2 separate regions of the Homo sapiens genome follow, and region 2 is linked to region 1. The links are chromatin contacts, found by Hi-C or POLR2A ChIA-PET in ENCODE. All regions are on one chromosome and are shown on one strand. The core of a region is the stretch at or near the end of the contact, and the rest is flanking DNA. Distances in the headings are between cores, read along the strand shown.

Region 1 (6,264 bases), core at 2,203-4,702:
CAGTAGGTTGGGTCTGGTCGATGGCTTCTATTTTGAGGTAGAAGCTAAAGTGTAATTTCTACTGAATGTCAGGTCAGGAGGTGTGTGAAGACTCAACCCAGCCATCCATTTTCTGCCTATATTACAATTAGCATCCATCAAGTCCTTTGTGTTAGAGAGTGATTATTATATGAAAGATAAAATGTTAGTTATTCATTAATTCATTCATGTAGTAGCTAACACTAAATAAAACCCCAAATGCCAAAATCTCAGGCTTAATATAATAGCAGTTTATTTCTCACTTGTATTAAGTCCTGATTAATGGTATGTCTTTCTCCCTCTTGGCAATCCGGTCCCCTTTCATTTTGTGCCTCGCTAGCCCTCAGGACCTCAAAGTCCCTACTGGAGCCTGTGCATTGAACCATCAGATGTGGAAGGGAGAGAGCACTGAGGGGCACGAGGGAGGTTTGGATCAGTTAGGATGGAAGTGGTGACCCACATTCAAGTGGGGACAGAACTCAGTCTCGTGGCCATATGTCTCCACCAGGGAGGCTGGGAAATGTAATCTTCCTATGTATCCAGAGGGAAGACAAACAGATTTTGATGAAAACATAGCAGTCTCTGCAACAATTTATTTATTTATTCAACACATTTATTTAGCCCATGTGGTGGTACGTAAAAGTACCAGGATGATTTCTGCCCTCTTTACAAGTGTTTTGTGAGTGGCAGTGTGATGTGATGGAAAGAGCCTGAACTTGGATCAGGTAGATCTGAGTTTAGATATCAACTCTGTGTATACTCGTAATAGGGTCTGGCACAAGTTACTGGGTATCTCGGAGCTTCAACTTTTCCAGCTGAAAAATGGAATAATGCTTATTTGGAAAAAGTAGTATTTTATTTGTATATTTTGGGGGATATTAATGTATTAATGTATCTCAAACACCAAACAGTATCTCAAGCATGTATCTACCAAGTACTCATGGGTGTGTATATATGTTACTTATTATTATCACTACCATTCCTACTATTACCACTGCTACTACCACCACCACTATTACTGCTACCTTTGCTACTCTGTATACAGTACACTTTTTGTGGTCTGAGTATAACTGTTTGAATTATTCTATGGGAACAACTTTGTTCAAACAGAGTTTTACTTGAGTGAAGAGAATTGCTCCCTGAATGCAGGTTTGTATATAATAATGCATACTATTTGTCTGCAGGTCAGATTATAAGAAACAGCAAATTTTGTCCTACTGTGCATCTTCATATTGCCCAACATGGAGCTTGTGTATAGAAATTACTTCATAGTTGTTTATTGAGTTGAATTGAACAGCAGACTTACTTACCTTTGGTCTTCAAAGTGATTCTGAGGGCTAAGATTTTGAAATTCACACAGGTGTATATTGTGTTTCTTTAGATAATTTCTGCTGCTGAAACATTGACATTGCATCCATCTAGTAAAATTGCTAAAGAAAACCTAGATGTATTTTGTGAAGCTTGGGAATCCCAAATTAGTGACATGTCAACACTGCTGAGAGAAATCAATGACGTGTTTGAAGGAAGACGAGGTGAGAAACTGTCCACATAATGAAATATGTTATTATTTTAATGTAACTCTTGTTAGTTTTTTAATGCCAAACCTCAACTGCAAATGAATTCTTGTCGTAACCCAGCTGGGTTATTTTTGTAGTAAAATATTGTTCACAAAAAAATTACAAAAATATTATTTTATCCTCCTTTATTTTAGTATCCAAGCAGTAAAGTTTGTTGTACAACAGTGTAGTAGGCCAGGTGTGGCGGCTCACACCTGTAATCCCAGCGCTTTGGGAGGCCAAGGCAGGTGGATCACTTTGAAGCCAGGAGTTCGAGCCCAACCTGGCCAACATGGTGAAACCCTGTCTCTACTAAAAATACAAAAATTAGCCGAATGTGTTGATGTGCGCCTGTAATCCCAGATACTACGGCTGAGGCACGAGAATCACTTGAACCCGGGAGGCGGAGGTTGCAGTGAGCTGAGATGGCGCCACTGCAGTCCAGCCTGGGCGACAGAGCAAGACTCTGTCTCAAAAAATAAATAAATAAATAAATAAATAAATAAATAAAACAAACAGCATAGTAGATCTCTGAATTAATATTAACATCCTAGTTTTCCTATTGAAATAGTCATTTTTAAATTTCTTCTGAATTGTTTTTTAATTATAATACAACAGCTCTTCTATAATGCAGTAATTCTATGTTTTAATTCTACTAACTTCATAATGAAATGAATGTAGTTATTTGATTTTTGAATTGCTTTCCTTCCACTTGGATGGAATCTCTTTCCTTGATGACTACATAATCTTGGAATATTGCCTGTGGTGGGTAAGTTCATTGGTATTTCTACAACATGTAGAATAGTGCCATACAATGTATAGGAAGGCATCATTTTTATTCTTTATTTTAATACCGAGTGGAAGTTTTGTTTATTTTCCATTGTACTGTGTGTCCTGTTATTTATATTTACATGTTTATATTTTTTCTCTTCAAATGGCTTCTGTAGTGTCAAAGCTTGCTTATTTTTTTAAATAAAATGTCATTTACAATTATATCAAATTACATATTTTTTATTGAGTATGCCCATTTAAACATTTCATATTTTAAAAATACTCATTTAGGATAAATGTTAATTTGCTTAAAAATCAGGGCATAATAGAATTATAGCTATAACATCATTTGTAAAGTATGATAAATGTTTACCATGCTTCCACATTTAAAAATTTCTGTGATAGTCTGAATGGCAAATCATTTTGATGCTTTGTATTTATAGTTACATAGATTTTCATATGAGCCAAATTTTGGATATTAAAAGGTAAATGATATAATTGATCCACTTTTAAAAAGAAGAGTGGTCACTTAGCCTTAGGGACTGTTGGGAAATGAAGAGAAGTGGCTTGCTGTTGTGATAAGATACCTGGTGTGGGTTATCCTGGAGTATCTGTAAGGCCCAGGTCTTTCTCAAACTGGTGTTAGGCAAGCTTTTCCCTGCTCCGGGCCCAAGTGTCCTTGACTCAATAATGAAAGTCTTAGGCTCAGTGATCTCAGTGACCTGTCAGCTCTAAAAGTCTTTTGTGAGCACTACCTGAAGTTAGTGTACTTTCGACTTCTGGGCATGAATATACCCTGCACTGTGTCTTTATCCTGGCTGGCTCTCTTTAAAGGCCAGAGGAATATTGTCTTCTGGCTTTATCAGTTGTCATCAGCCCATGACATCAGCCCAGTAGGGAGGCTGGAGGAGTGCCACAGGATGGCTATTTTTCTGGCATGTGACTGACTTTATGTACTTGTAAACGTGTTCCACGTGCACTGTGAGAAGCTTTACTAATAGCTGCAGCCATTCTGGAAAGAATATGGCATCAATCCTGGCCAGCTGATTCTCCTCTTTACCAGAACACCATTGAGCTTAGTACAGGTATCTCCTATAGTGTTTTCAGTGCTGAAGAGGTTTGTGTTTTCATTCTTGTAAACATGGGCTATGGCTGAGTTTTCATTACTTGTACTTCTTCCATGTCCCTAGGCCAGTGAGTTCATCATCATCTGAAATGGATATGGTTCTAGTTTTCTTGACCAAGGGCCTGAGCCCCCTTCCTCTTTGTGTTTGAGATGCTCGCAGTTTCTAAATCGGGCTGTTCTACCAGCATTTTGGTCTATTTTCTTCTCTCTTTTATTTCCATAAGAAGAGGAGTTATAACAGGCTTTTCCCCCCTCTCAAGAAAGATAGCAGTCATTTAACAGTTATTCTCTGCCTTAATCCCAGGCGATGTTCTGAGTAGCAATTACGGTAGCAATTAGAGGTTGATAAGCTTGGCAAGGGGGTTTTCTTTCTATAAATATAAGTAATTTTTTTCCTTAAAACAGAAAACAAACCCAAGTTGCATTTTCCATCAAGGGGTCTCTTCCTTCCTCTGAGATCTGAGTGCTAATCTCATGTTAGGGATAGAATTGGGTAGAAGTTGAAATACAGGTTCTGAAGTGGACTGCCTAGGTTCCAATCCTGCCTCTGCTATTTCCTAACTTAATCTCTCTATGCTTCAAGTTTTACATCTGCAAAATGGGGATAATGATGACAAAACTACCTAATATGGTAAGTGTGAAGATTAAATAAAATAAGTTAATTCACAGTAAATTCTCAACAAGTGTTACCTCTATCAGCATCAGCATCATGACCACTGTTACCTTGTGGTAAAACTAAATAGTTTATGAGAAAACATTAGGTCCAATTTCTCTTACTTAATCTCAATCTCTCCTACTTTCTGGCATCCATCTCTCCCTATGTCCTTTCTCCTACTCTAGGGAGGACTAGCCAGTCTGGCCCCACCGTAGAAAACCTCTAGATCTGCAGAAGCAAAGGTAAACTCCTTGCTTCTTTGTACAAATGAAGCTCATCCCTTCTCCAATGGTGAACTGACACCCTCTGAAAGATTCCTCTCACCGGACATCTAATGCAACATTAATTCAGTGTTCTCCTTTTCTGTCTCTGAGATTTGCCTTTCTTCTACCAAAGTTAGGCTCTTTAAAAAAAATAGCTAGGGAAGTTTAAGGAAAAGTAAAAGCCACAGGCTACTAGGGTCTTTGTGGGTAAAATTGTAAACATGATCCTTCAGAGGCCCGTGACTATTATAACCATAAAAATAATAGTAGCTGCCATCTCTTGAGAATGTACTGGGTTCCAGGTACTTTCATAAGTGCTGGATGTCCATTTTCTCATTTAATCCTCTCAGTAACCCTGGAGACAGGTATTATTTCCACATTTTATGAATGATGAAACTGAGGCTCGAAGTATCCCACAGTGAGTAAACTATAGGAGCTGGGACCCTTACTGAGGTTTGAATGATGCCAAAGATGAAATTTTATTAACTACCCATACTCTATTACTCAAGCAGTTAAACTCCACTCCAATCCTAAAGTTTTCTAATGAGAATGAACCAATTCTGTGAAAAATGCTCACAACTGCAGCTCTGAGTTCTGCTTTTTTCCCTCCCAAAGCTATTTCAGAAATGACTGAGAGATCCCAGGAAGTACAGGGCAAGGAACAAGTAATGACTGTATTCTTGTTTTGGTTGGTCCACTTATTGGCTGAGGATGGGGCCAGCTAAATTACAGAAGAGGTAAAACAATCTGTTAGTAATGGAATCCTGGGCACATTACCTGCCCTTTTGAGTTTGTTTCTTTATTTCAATGGATGTAAATGAAATAATGTGTAATACTGCTTGCACATCCTATGCCTGTTTTCAGACTATGTGAGCACTGTGGTTTCTTTTACTTTCAAGCTGGATATTATGTAAATAATCTCTTCTTTAGGTTCAGTTAACTTATGTTAAAAAAAATCAGCATTACCCAAACTTCCTAAGGACTGAACAGAAATTCCTTCTTACGTGGGAAACGCCTCAGCCTTCAGTCAATGAGACACTTATTGTTTCACTGGGAAAGTGCCTCTCTGTTCAGGAAGGGTTTATGTAGGTTTCACTGAGATGGAGTTGGTTGATTGTGTGTACTGCCTTTATTTGTCCTGATTTTTATCATGAACCTCATGAGCATAGCTTTTTCCTCAAAGAAGTCCATCTCTGGGTTAACCATTCTGACTGAACTGAATCCAGTGCCACAGTGTTGTTCTTCCTGTTATGCATGGTTGATGTGACAAACCTGCTCATTACCTTGCACCTGCCCACTGCTTTCCATACAAAGGTGTATTCTTCAGGTCCTGATTTCTCTTTGCTGCTGTTATGACTCCTGTTATGACTATTGTTGAAAAGCCTTTGCTGTATTCTAGCCACCTTAGTTCTGCTCTGCATAACTTGCCTCCTGTGATTGGCAAACTACCAGGCATACTTGTAAGTATCATTCAACCATCCAACTAAGTGGTAAACATCACGCTAAGCAATAGGAGGGAGGCTTTAGTGTTCACATGCTAAAAGTTAGTCTGAGACCTAGGTCATTGTCCACCTTAACCCCAGACACTGAAATTTCACACTAGGACCTCCTGGGATTGTTTCAAGAAGGTAAAAATCAATACTTGTCTTCCTGTCTTCTGCTTTCATCCCATTCTGCCTTCTCACCCAAACCTCCAGGGAGGCTGTGGTCCTTGTATTAGAAGGGACCACACCTAAAAGACTCCACTTTTCCTTAGTGGTGAATATGTGTCAGTTTAGAATTTGAGATTATTTTGGATAATAAGTGTCAGAAAAAAGCCTTATCTCAGAGCTTGCGGTCTCTATCCTTCCTTTAAGGAAGCTGAATTCCCTTTGT
Region 2 (6,264 bases), core at 2,123-4,622, 100 kb before region 1:
ATAGCTATAAAATCATTTTGAGAATAATACGTAAATCCAGTCATGGAGCATGCAGCCTTTTGAGATTGGCTTTTTGTTGCTTAGCATAATTCTCTTGAAGCTCATCCAAGATGTTGTAGGTATCAAGTTTGTTCTTTTTTATTGCCAATTAATGTTCCATTTAGGAAGGTTTTTGTTTTTGTTTTTGTTTTGACACAGAGTCTCACTCTAACCCAGGCTGGAGTGCAGTGGTGTGATCTTGGCTCAGTGCAACCTTCACCTCCTGGGTTCAAGCGATTCCTGTGCCTCCCAAGTAGCCGGAATTACAGTCATGTACGCACTACCATGCCTGGCTAAGTTTTTTGTTTTTAGTAAGAGAGGGTTTTACCATGTTGGCCAGGCTGGTCTTTGAACTCCTGACCTCAAGTGATCCACCCGCTTTGGCCTCCCAAAAGGAAGGCCTTTTTTTTTTTTTTTTTGAGATGGTGTCTTGCTCTGTCGCCCAGGCTGGAGTGCAGTGGCGCGATCTTGGCTCAATGCAAGCTCCGTCTCCCAGGTGCACGCCATTCTCCTGCCTCAGCCTCCCGAGTAGCTGGGACTACAGGCACCTGCCACCACGCCCGGCTAATTTTTTTTTGTATTTTTAGTAGAGATAGGGTTTCACCGTGTTAGCCAGGATGGTCTCGATCTCCTGATGTCATGATCCACCTGCCTCGGCCTACCAAAGTGCTGGGATTACAGACTTGAGTGACCGCGTCCGGCCAAGGAAGGCTTTTTGAAGTTGCTTAGACTTTGGTGATTCATAGAAGGTCTGATTCTTTTTCAGCAGATAGGTGGGGATGGGATTGGAAATAGTAGGGGTCGGCATGAAATAATGATAATGGTTTCCTGCATCTCTCAGTACTCAGTGGATTCTGTCAGCAGGAGGGCAGTTGACCTTGTAGGGGATTCATGTAGATACTCCTAGTGGAGAAGATACAGTTAAGAATAAGTCCAGATGTCCTTTCTTCCAACTTGGTGTGGTTTTATATGGCCCATGTAGTCCCTTGACTTCTGCTGGATGTGCCTCGTAAGCTGGTGGGTAAATTAGACAGATTAGGATCATCTTAGTGGAGCTCTAAAGAAAATAATGATGTTATACATACTGATTCTTGTCTTCGGCAGTTGTTAGTCGGGAGCTCATTTTCTGCTTTCTCCTGACTTGTCTCAAGCCTGTTGATTCCTGTGCCTCAGGACCCTCATTAGGAGATGGCACTGAAATGGTTCTCAGTTGCACTTATCCCTTCGCTTACTTGGGAGAAACCCAGTAGGCTAAACTAAGTTGTTTTTAATCAGGGTTGTTCTCTTGGTAGGTAGTAGGTGATAGAGATTAACCTTTACCCAGGAAGGTGAAGGCAGACCAGTCTAAACTGTAGGGCATTGGTTTCTGCTGAGGGATCCCTCTTGAGTGAGTAGGGGAGTTAGTGATAGGCTGAGGCAGTGAATCTCCAAGGAAGGAGCTCAGTTCAGGGGCTGTAGAGGTGTAAGGCCGGAGTACAGCCCAGCTAAGGCAGCTCCTGTGTTTCTGGCCCCATGTCTCTTGAGGGAGGCTGGGACTGAGCCAGTACCTCTACCTTGTCCCCAAAACAGCTCCTCTCATTTGTTGCTCTTAGGAAACCTGTGTGAGTACATTGGGAAAGTGTTTTCATAGTGGCCAATAAGACGTTTTCCCAGGCCCAATAGACATTTGTGAATCATTAAGGATCTGTCCAGATACCTCTATGAATCTTCACACTTTTTTTTTTTTTTTTTTGAGATGGAGTCTTGCCCTTGCCGCCCAGGCTGGAATGCAATGGCATGATCTCGGCTCACTGCAACCTCTGCCTCCTGGGTTCAAGCAATTGTCCTTCCTCAGCCTCCCAAGTAGCTGGGACTACAGGCGCACACCAACACACCTGGCTAATTTTTTCATTTTTAGTAGAGACGGGGTTTCACCATGTTGGCCAGGCTGGTCACAAACTACTGACCTCAGGTGATCCACCCGCCTCGGCCTCTCAAAGTGCTGGGATTACAGGCGTGAGCCACCATGCCCTGCCCATCTTCACACTTTTGAATAACACTACAGGAGAGTGTTATCATTATAATATATAATATCAATATAATACCAATATATCAATATAATATCAATTATAAGTTACCATATAATTGAAAATATTTAGCAGTCCCTTCAAGCCACTGATGAATGTATAAAAGAGTAATTTAAAAGCTACTTAATTTCTCCCGAATCACATTTCAGTTTAGTGACCCAGATTTCCTGTTTATATGCTTATACTGTAAATTATTATATTTGTGTCTCTAAACGTTTGAAATTTTGTCTTACTTGCTGAGAAATTTTTTTTTTTTTTTTTTTTTTTTTTGAGACAGTCTTGCTCTTTTGCCCAGGCTGGAGGGTAGTGGTATGATCTTGGCTCATTGCAACGTCTGCCTCCTGGGCTCAAGTGATTCCTGTGCCTCAGGCTCCTGAGTAGCTGGGACTACAGTTTTGTGCAACCATGCCCAGCTAATTTTTGTATTTTTTAGTAGAGACGGGGTTTTGCCTTGTTGGCCAGGCTGGTCTTGAACTCTTGGCCTCAAGTAATCTGCCTGCCTTGGCCTCCCAAAGTGCTGGGATTACAGGCATGAGCCAGCGTGCTGGCCTTGCTGAGAAATGTTTGAGTGGACTGAGGCATTTGCCAAGAAGTTTCACAGATACTTTATTTGGAGTGTGGGACAAACTGGTTAATACTTAAGATTCAACCCACTACTGGTTTAATAGTCTACTTTTTAATTTATTCAAAAGATCTCTTATTTTTTTCTGGTTAAAGACCACTTTCCTAGGCACCATGACTTTGTGGCTGTCAGTGGCAACTGACTTTCTCTTTATGACCATCTTTCTCATACACAGCACATAAAGTTGCTGTGAGTTGAGGATGTTGCACATTTGACTTTACCTAATTGACCCTTTTGTGTTAGGTTTGTAGGATGTGTCATTTTGGGGCCTCAGGAAAGTAAATGACTAGCTTCTGCTTGCCTTCACCTTTTGGCTTCACTCTGGAATAGTTGAAATGAGGACTGTTAAATTTGTGAATGTCAACATCTCCAGCGTATATTATTAAGAGGAACAATTTAGATAATACGTGAACATATTTTCTCTTGTGGAAAACATTAGGATTGTGTAAAGGATTCTTGATTAAGGTGTATGGTACAGCCTGCTTAGTCAACAGAAGAATGAGGAGGCCACCTCTCACTGCACAACAAGTAAAGCTGTGGGCTATAGTTCCTTGCATAGTTGGAACTTTGCTCAGGAATTCTATCTTTAAAAGATCTTCAGTAGATAACCAACTTGAGGATAATGATTCACCTTCTTCATTTCCTGCATTCTTTCTGATTTCTTCACTTCCTTAGATTAGTGATTCTCAAACTGTAGCATGCCATCAGTATCACCTGCAGGGTTTGTTAAGGTACAGATTGCTGGGCCCTAGTCGTGTTCCTTTTTCAGTAGATCTAGGTTTGGGCCCCCAATTTTTCATTTCTAACAGGTTTCCAAAAAGTTCTGATGCTGCTGGTTTGTGGACCACACTTTGAGAACCCTGTCCCAGATGTTGAATATCCCAGTCTCCCAGAACCATTTTCTTTGGTGCTGAATAAGGCAGGTGACTCAGGACATGTGAACAGAGAAACCAGGCAGAGTAGAATGAAAGGGAGGTTGTGGGGAAAGTGGGTCTAAAAGCTAAGGAAACATTGAGGCCTGGTGCCATGGCTCATGCCTGTAATCCCAGAACTTTGGGAGGCTGAGGCAGGTGGATCACTTGAGATCAGGAGTTTGAGACCAGTCTGACTAACATGGTGAAACCCTATCTCTACTAAAATACAAAATTAGCCAGGCGTGGTGACGTGCCTATGATCTCAGCTACTTGGGAGGCTGAGGCAGGAGAATCACTTGAACCCAGGAGGTGGAAGTCGCAGGGTTGCACCGAGCCGAGATCGTGCCATTGCACTCCAGCCTGGGCAAGAAGAGTGAAACTCCATCTCAAAAATAAAATAAAATAAATAAAAGCTAAGGAAAGATTGAAAGGACATCCTGAATGTTAGAGACTTAGGACAGTTAAGCCTGGAAGTCCTGCTCATGATGCTTTGGTATCTGTGTATTGGTGAATGATCAACAGTCTGTCTGTTATGGATTAAGCATATCAAGTTCAAAGCATTATTGGTACACTACACAGAAAGTGTACTTTTTTCATTTTTTTCTTTGTTTTACATTAGTTGGCTTCCTGAGGCTCAGGTAGTCCAAAGAGCCCTGAATTCTGCGGCTAACAACGTGTATCAGTATGGACGAGAATGGATAACTCACAAGGTAAGGGAAGAAACTTTCTTTGTGGCTTTCTCTTTTCAGGGTCTTTACTGGTGGTTGCTTGTTGCTTTGATAAAACATAAGTAGAAATGCTATTCACAGCAGTAAATAGGCTTAAATAAACAGGTAAGCAACATACAATGAAATCTTTTGAAAGATCACATTGAATAGGGGTAGTACCCTGAACAATCTGAGAGGTTGGTCATGTACTTTTTCAAGATAGATGTGATTCATTACTTGTGAGTTAGGACAGAATGATCACTTGGTTTGGGTAGTCAAATAAGGCTTTGTAGAGAAAAAGGTATTAATGCATATTAAATCTTATTGTCTGCTGATAACTGTCTTTGGCAGTTTCCAGTTATTTTCATTTAATATTTGTTTTTTTTTCTTTTACTGTTTCTAAGAAGCCTGCAGTATGAATTATTTTGCCTGCTTTGCAGATGAGGAAACAAGACTCAGCAAGGCTGAGTCAGTTCCCAGTGGTCGTGTAGTAAATTGCAGAGCTTGGTTTGAAACTGAAGCTTAACTTCAAATCCTTTGTTTCTACTGTAGCATGCTCGCAGTGTGTGCCCAGAACTGGATTAAGTGCTTTTGATGTGGCACTTGAGATAAACCTTGAAGGAATGGCAGATCAAGGAAGAGTGGATTTTAAGAAGGGTATTTGTGTGAGCCAAGATGCAGAGACAGGAGTGTGCTTGAAGAGATGATTGAGATGCTGAGACAGGAGTGTGCTTGAGGAAATGATCTTGACTGAAGTGGAGGGAGCTTTGTGAAGGGGAAATGAATGATAGAGGAAAGGCAGCACAGTTAAGGATTAGATTCCACCATATGGATTTGGGATATTCTTTCCCTCCCTAGTTTTGCCTGTAGGAATAAAGGTAATTTGCACTTTTAGTATACTGAAATAATTAGGATTATGTAAGAATCGACAGGATTTGTTGCAGTAAGACTTGTGCCTAGAAAAATATATTAGTATGTGATTCCATATTGAAAATTCAAAAACAAAATCTAAAAAAATAATATAATGGAAGATACGCTGTATACACATATATGGAATCAGGCTGGCCGTGGTGGCTCACGCCTATAATCCAAGCACTTTGGGAGGCCAAGGCAGGCGGCGGATCATGGGGTCAAGAGTTCGAGACCAGCCTGACCAACATGGTGAAACCTGGTCTCTACTAAAAATACAAAAGTTAGCCAGGCGTGGTTGCGCACGCCTGTAATCCGAGCTACTCAGGAGGCTGAGGCAGGAGAATCACTTGAACTCGGGAGGCAGAGGTTGCAGTGAGCCGAGATCATGCCACTGCACTCTACTCTCAGAGACGGAGAAACTCCATCTCAAAAAAAAGAAAAAAAAATTAGATGAGCTTGTTTACCTCAAATTAGATGGCTCTCAAATGATGTTCTGACTATGCTTCATGCTTGGTTGCCTCTCATATGCAGAGGCATATCAGGCACCACCAACAGTACTTGTGTTTCAGTGATGTGTAGTTTTTTTTTTCTTTTTGTGGAGAGGGAGTCTTGCTCTGTTGCCCAGGCTGGAGTGCAGTGGCGTGATCTCAGCTCACTGCAACTTCCACCTCCTAGGCTCAAGTGATCCTACCACTTCAGCCTCCTGAGTAGCTGGAACTACAGGCATGCACCACCATGCCCTGCCAATTTTTCTGTTTTTATAGAGACGTGGTTTCACCATGTTGCCCAGGCTGGTCTCGAACTCCTGTGCTTACGCAATCCTTCCACCATGGCCTCCCAAAGTGCTATGATTACAAGGCATGAGCCACGATGCCTGGCCAAATGGCTTTATTATATTGAATATTTAGTTTTCAGTTTATGAATAAATCAAATATAAAGGAACAAATATGAACAGATACGTTTGCATTGAATATGTCTAGTAACTGGTTCACATATCTGTAAGG

The links. Hi-C counts contacts between places; a loop is a spot of excess contacts on that map. ChIA-PET counts read pairs that join two places held with the same protein, here RNA polymerase II (POLR2A).
Region 2: a map of Panc1 shows a loop between it and region 1 (3-fold over the local background). The contact joins two enhancer-like sites. A Hi-C loop is called at or near these places in 1 of 168 maps with a recorded cell type or tissue (Panc1). POLR2A ChIA-PET finds 5 or more read pairs at or near these places in 5 of 52 experiments (BJ, H1, WTC11 and 1 more).

Annotation. Positions count from the first base shown.
Region 1 is chr9:108,960,664-108,966,927 of GRCh38, reverse strand. CTNNAL1 (catenin alpha like 1) reads left to right here. Exons shown (of 19, transcript NM_003798.4): 11 at 1,400-1,550. Among named protein-coding and RNA genes, the nearest start is that of ABITRAM, 29 kb to the right of the region's middle. Within about 2 kb of position 3,452, at least 4 of the 41 ENCODE cell types and tissues checked have a DNase peak (open chromatin) inside an H3K27ac peak, as active enhancers do.
Region 2 is chr9:109,062,564-109,068,827 of GRCh38, reverse strand. It overlaps TMEM245 (transmembrane protein 245), which reads left to right. Exons shown (of 18, transcript NM_032012.4): 10 at 4,261-4,351. Among named protein-coding and RNA genes, the nearest start is that of MIR32, 19 kb to the right of the region's middle. Within about 2 kb of position 3,372, at least 2 of the 41 ENCODE cell types and tissues checked have a DNase peak (open chromatin) inside an H3K27ac peak, as active enhancers do.